2 separate regions of the Homo sapiens genome follow, and region 2 is linked to region 1. A link is a contact called in ENCODE Hi-C or POLR2A ChIA-PET data. All regions are on one chromosome and are shown on one strand. The core of a region is the stretch at or near the end of the contact, and the rest is flanking DNA. Distances in the headings are between cores, read along the strand shown. Region 1 overlaps SLC44A3-AS1 (SLC44A3 antisense RNA 1). Region 2 overlaps SLC44A3-AS1 (SLC44A3 antisense RNA 1).

The links. Hi-C counts contacts between places; a loop is a spot of excess contacts on that map. ChIA-PET counts read pairs that join two places held with the same protein, here RNA polymerase II (POLR2A). Pooled maps may share reads with other maps.
Region 2: a map of CD14-positive monocyte shows a loop between it and region 1 (3-fold over the local background). The contact joins two enhancer-like sites. A Hi-C loop is called at or near these places in 21 of 168 maps with a recorded cell type or tissue (CD14-positive monocyte, Caco-2, HepG2 and 11 more) and 13 of 50 pooled maps. POLR2A ChIA-PET finds 5 or more read pairs at or near these places in 1 of 52 experiments (AG04449).

The regions. Positions count from the first base shown.
Region 1 is chr1:94,754,151-94,757,309 of GRCh38, reverse strand. The region is part of intron 1 of SLC44A3-AS1 (SLC44A3 antisense RNA 1); the gene reads left to right. Among named protein-coding and RNA genes, the nearest start is that of MIR378G, 9.8 kb to the right of the region's middle. Within about 2 kb of position 1,474, at least 4 of the 41 ENCODE cell types and tissues checked have a DNase peak (open chromatin) inside an H3K27ac peak, as active enhancers do; they include CD14-positive monocyte, where a contact is called at or near this core.
Region 2 is chr1:94,791,735-94,794,893 of GRCh38, reverse strand. The region is part of intron 1 of SLC44A3-AS1 (SLC44A3 antisense RNA 1); the gene reads left to right. Among named protein-coding and RNA genes, the nearest start is that of SLC44A3-AS1, 27 kb to the left of the region's middle. RefSeq lists a silencer at 2,140-2,189. Within about 2 kb of position 1,466, at least 14 of the 41 ENCODE cell types and tissues checked have a DNase peak (open chromatin) inside an H3K27ac peak, as active enhancers do; they include CD14-positive monocyte, where a contact is called at or near this core.

The DNA.
Region 1 (3,159 bases), core at 225-2,724:
TATTGAACAAATATGCTTTAAAGAAGAGCTGCATTATTATTATTATTATTATTATTATTTTTTTTTTTTTTTTTTTTTTTGAGACAGAGTCTCGCTCTGTCGCCCAGGCTGGAGTGCAGTGGCATGATCTCGGCTCACTGCAAGCTCCACCTCCCGGGTTCACGCCATTCTCCTGCCTCAGCCTCCTGAGTAGCTGGGACTACAGGCGCCTGCCACCGTACCTGGCTAATTTTTTTGTATTTTTAGTAGAGACAGGGTTTCACTGTGTTAGCCAGGATGGTCTCGATCTCCTGACCTTGTGATCCGCCCGTCTTGGCCTCCCAAAGTGCTGGGATTACAGGTGTGAACCACCGTGCCCGGCCAAAGAGCTGCATTATTAATTGTCTTAGGGAGCCCCTGTGTCTCTTTTTGACCTTGCAGAGAGAGACCTGGACTTAACCAGTTTGACTTGCTTGGGAAAGGGCCTCCTTCCCCATCCTCAACGGATAGGGATGGACCATTGGAGAGGAGCACAGGGCCTATAAAAGCCAAGGGTTCTAGCGGAGTGCTTTCCAGCTTTCAAGCGAGGATGATCAACTCTCAGCTTTTCCTGGTGTTTCATGGTGCTAAAGCCTGCAAAGTCCTGGGACCAGCTGGTCATTGTACCTCAGGCTCATTGTACCTAGGGAGGCAGCAGAGTGGAGGGCTTACCTGTGTGGGCTTGGGGGCCCAACGGCCTCGGTTAGGGCCTGTCTCCATTATTTAATTTGCAACCTTGGGCAAGTAACTTAACCTCACTGCTTTTTGGTTTTCTCATCTGGAAACTGATGGGAAAAATAACACCTACCTTTTAGGGATATTGCGAAGCAAAAATGAAACAATATATGCAGAGTAACTCTTAGTGTGCTGGGTACATAGAAAGTGCTCATAAATGTTGGCTATTATTATTGTGGTAATTTTTATTTGAGGGCACAATGATTTTTACCTCTCCAGTAGTAGGATGGGCAATCCTGTGCGAAAGACAGCAATTAATATATCTGATGTCAGCCTGGATCTATCAAGAAGAGGTCTTAAGGAGGTGGGGAATTGTGGGATTGTATTCCTTTTGGAATATGTTTTATCAAAATAGATTTTACTTTTAAAAATTTGAGTGTCTGTAGGGGCAGGTCTTGATGATCTGGAAAGTCTAGGCGGACAGAATTCTTGGAAAAGGGAGGCAAAGCTCTGTATGCATGCTTAGGGATCTGCAGGCTTTGCAAGTGCCCTTGCTGGGGGACCAGACACCGGAGGAGCCTGTGGTTTATCAGTCCCTCCTGGAGGCCCAGTATCAGGCTGCGGGCAGTCGGTTGGTGTGTGCTGTAGAAAATCTCCCCAGCTCCAGCACTGGATCTCCAGGCACATGTGTTTTAGATCAGTGGTAATGGAGTGTGCTTTTGAAGTTCGGATTTCCTGTTATTTGGCCTGCAAAATTTTGCTGAGTCATTTGACCTCATGGATCTTCTGAAATAGTAGTCACATGACCAGAGTAAACCGTGTAGACCCACAGCTTGCCTGCAGATACGTATGTTTTTTCAAACTTGATTCAACCAGTATTCACAGATCACACACTGCCTGCCATACATTACATTAGGGACCTGGAGCTTACTGGGCGGTATAGGGCCCAGCTTTGTCCACAGAGAGCTTGCTTTCTAGTGAAGAGGACAGGCCCATATCTAAGGACTGCATGTCTGACCTTAAAAATTTTGGTTAACTCTTTTTTTTTTTTTTTTTTTTTTTGAGACAGAGTATCACTCTGTCACCCAGGCTGGAGTGCAATGGCGCGATCTCGGCTCACTGCAACCTCCACCTCCCAGGTACAAGTGATTCTCCTGCTTCAGCCTCCTGAGTAGCTGGGATTACAGGTGCATGCTACCACGCCTGGCTAATTTTTGTGTTTTTAGTAGAGACAGGGTTTCACCATGTTGGTCAGGCTGGTCTCAAACTCCTGACCTTGTGATCCACCTGCCTCAGACTTCCAAAGTGCTGGGATTACAGGCATGAGCCACCACGCCCAGCCAAAATTCCAATTAACTCTTAAAAGAAGTATACACTGTGTGACCAAGGAAGCACAGAGTGATTCATTCTGAGAGGGGAGAATCACAAAGCAAGGAACATAGAGCCACGCTTTGGAAGAGAAGTAGAATAATGAAAGTCAGCAGAGGGCAAATGGAAACAGAGCACCGTGTGCAGATTCACTGTGTCTTGTCTGTCAATCAGCATGCTTGATTGGACCATAGGAAGCACAAAGGTAGTGTAGTGGGAGATTAATTGGACCAGCTGATGCAGAATGTGGGGTGAATGCAAGACTACAGAGCTGAGACTTTATTTTATATGCAAGAGGGAAGGGTTTTGAGCAAGGGAATGTTATAATCATGACTAGGCATTAGAAAAACGCATTGGTGAAGGAGGGCATCTTTGTCAGCAGTTCTATGTGGGATGCAGGAAGACAGGAGAGAGCAGAGGTGTTAGTTATAAAACACAGGCAAGAGTTCATGAGCGCTTGAACTTTGGAAGTGACAGAGAGAACGGAGGGGAGGGCAGAGAAGTGACTAAAGACATTTGGGAGGAGGAAAGAGAAGGTTTATCAACATCCTGTTTTAATGTGGAAATCAAGCAGGATGCAAGCAGCAGGGAATGGAAGAGCAAACTGGATTCCAGTCTGGGTCATGCCAAAAAGACGATGAAGGGTGAAGGCCAAGAATGGGGTTATTTAGCCTAGGAAACAAAGGGTTAAACAGCACCTTAATGATAGCTTGTATGTATGTGAGAGACCAATAACAACTGTTTTCTGATTTTCTCTAGATTTCTGATTTTTTCTGATTTTAACTGGAGTTAAGGTCTGTAGAATTTAGATAAAATATAAGAAAACAATTCCAAATGGGGAAATTTTGAGACATTTTATCTTCAGGATGGGTTTCGTTTCTAAGTGTAAATATTTGCCTCAATGTCTCAAGATAGGAAGAGATGCCTCCTTTCCTCCCTCTTACTGGAAATCCAGCTCAGCTCATCCTCCGTCAGTGGTTTCCACTCTGACAAGAAAAGACAGCATTGCTGTTACTTTAAGGAAAAACAGAAGCAGTTGATGTGGATTTGCCATTGGAAATGGCTGTACTAAATTCACAAAGGAATTCTGAATAATTA
Region 2 (3,159 bases), core at 217-2,716, 38 kb before region 1:
GATATCTCAAGCATTCAGGATGGTGGTTCTCAAACTTGCGGATTATTGATCCCAGTAACCTGTCTTTAAGGTTTAAAAACCATGTATTTTGCAATTTGTTCTCAATGGCTTGCTGGCTTTCTTCTTGGGTTTCTTTTCATTCCTGGTAAGTAATTGTGCTAGAAATGGGCCACAGTCACTAGGAAATTGTCTCTTAGGGTCATCCATGCATCATAGGACTGGATGGGAGGGAACCTGGTAGGTAGGTAGGTCTGCTAAAGTGTTTGCCTGTCGTTCAGTAATTTTAGATGTTACTGCTTAGAAAAAGAGATAGAAAAGAATAATATTGACTGCTAAGATCTACACATGGGGAGTAGGGCTTTTATTCTAAAAATTTTGAATTATTGAAATCCAGCACAAATGTGATGCATAATTTTTATCCCAAAATAAAATTGTGTTTTCATTTGTGCATGTCACCTGCTAGTTCTTGTGATGTGGACATTTTTTTAACCTATTTAGAGTATTATCATGAATATTTTAAATTTTCACCTAAATTTACGTATTAGAGATTAAAAAAAAAAAAGAAAATGGGCTGGGTGTGGTGGCTCACGCCTGTAATCCCAACACTTTGGGAGGCCAAGGCAGGCAGATTACCTGAGGTCAGGAGTTCGAGACCAGCCTGGCCAAAATGGTGAAACCCCTTCTCTACTAAAAATACAAAAAAATTAGCCGGGTGTAGTGGTGCGTACCTGTAATCCCAGCTACTCGAGAGGCTGAGACAGGAGAATCTCTTGAACCCAGGAGGCAGAGGTTGCAGTGAGCTGAGATCACGCCACTGCACTCTAGCCTAGGAGGCAGAGTGAGGCTCCGTCTCAAAAAAAAAAAAAAATAGAAAATAACAATTAGACCTACTGTTGGTGCTGATGGATGAAGCAGCAGAATGATGACAGTAAGCAGTGGCTTTCCTGCCTGGCTTTGCCTTTGGGGCCTTCAACATTTAGTATTTCAGCTTGGCCTCTAAAAAAATGGGAGCTTACGAATAGCTACCTTACAAATATATTAGGTGGAAAAATCACTGGTGTGTGATTTTGGGGCCACCAAGATGCAAATATGTAGTATCAAATGCATCAATACGGACAAAGGGTTCCAATATCTGGGCAGGCCACCAGGCAGAACTGCCTCCTTCAGTTGTTTATGTCATTCACTTCTTTCTTTTCTTTTTTCCCTCAGTTTTCAGCCATTCCTTCCTCAAAATCCTGCTCAAGTCTAAGAGCAAGGATCCTACTTGCTAACTGCCGTGTGCTAGGCAGGGTGCTAAGCACTTTATTCATGTATCTAATTTAGTCCTACTACGCCACGAGAGAGATACCATCATCCACACTTTACAGATGAGCAAATGGAACCGCTAGTTAAGAATCTTGCTCAAGGTCACATCGGTAGTAAGGGATGGAGCCAGTGTTCTCACACAGATATTTGCAGTCAGCCCTTTCTAATTACAGATCAGGCTCTTTTGCAACACTGCACTGCCTTTCAATGTGGAGCCTGGGAGAGAAATGACAGAAAAAGATGTGTTAGAGTGGACTGTTTATTCTTTGAATGATCTCTGTCTCTCTCTTTTTGTTTATTTTTCTTTTGTTTTTGATGCTTGAATTTACTGTCACTGCCTACAAACTGGGGACATTCATTATTGGATATTACTGGTTAGAGAGTATGGTTTTATGTAATAAGGAAAGGAATTTCAGAAATGTAAACTGCAGGAAAAGAAACACAGCAAATTTCCAGATGTCTGGGTTCCTTTTTTTTTCCTTTTGTAAATGATTTGGTTGGTTCTATTTGGAATGAAAGTTAACTGCCTAGAGGATAAAAATATCCTCTTTTGTAGTTTTTACCTCGAACAGCAACAAGAACATATTATGTGTTTTCATGGAAAGATCTATTTTTAGAGAGAATGCAAGCCACCCTCAGCCCTGTGAGTAATAACTGTTTGGCACAATGATACTTACAATAGATAATCACTCTAAGTCCTTCTTTGAAAGCCTGCCTTATGAATTGTTTTTATTACATAATTTGTACGTGTTATTTTTGATTCATGAAACCTCATTTAATTAAAAAAAAACCCAAAGGATATATGTATAGAGCTTTGGGAATTCCTTTTACTTCCTGTATAATGATTCACAATTTAAATATACCACATTGGGTGGAGGAAGTACCTATCATGGCCTTATGAAAATAAAAACTGTGAACGAGGAACAGAAACTGCAGATTGCTGCATGCTCATCAGTCCTCCTGTAGGTGGGAAGTGGCCTCCGTGCACATTATGTGAAGGCCATGAAATGAAACGACTGCTGAATGGTCAATGGGATGATCCTAGGGAGAGGGAATGGGCTGTTTTCTCTTGGGTGCTTAAATTAATGACATTTATTTTTTATTTTTGGTATACTTTTCCCTAGATTCAGAAGTTTAGCCATCTAGCTTAAAAAAGCCAGAATTGATCCCTACTCTCTGACATATTCAAATGGCTAAACAAAATAGAAAAAGTGACTAAACTATAGAATTCTGGACTCAGAGAGTCATGGTTTCCTAGAATTATACAGATGAATGCAAGAGATATCGTAGAGATGATTCCTGGGTTAGGTGGGTGGTCTTCAACTCTGAGATTCTGTCATTTGATGACTTTTACTCTGCTAGATCTGGTAAGTTTCTTCTGGGAGACAATTTTTCTGCCATTCAGAATCTCAGAGAGGTTTTAACTGAAACAGTCTCTCAATAAAAGCCTCGTGTCAGATACTCTCCTTTGTAGGGAAGCAGTGCTGACAGTAGCTGGGAAGAACTGAGTGGCCTCAAACAAAAAGAAAAGGAAAGCAAGTTTGAAAGATATAACTGTCATTATTTCCTTTGGAGAGATAATTATCTTGACATAAAAGTTACATTTCATGTATAACCCACGATTTGTAAATAGAGTCATGGGTCTCCTGCTAGTAGATGTGGGCAATGAACACTTGCCAGAATTGTGCGTGTGTTTTGCTCTGAATTTCGTTGCACAGACTGGTAGGTATGGTTTGGTTCAGATTTCATCCAGCTGTATTATTTGGAGTGATAATTTCATCAGTGATTCAAATAAGTTGAAATTTATAGATTTAGAAAGAGATCATAAGCATGATTTGATTTGGGTTATATGTT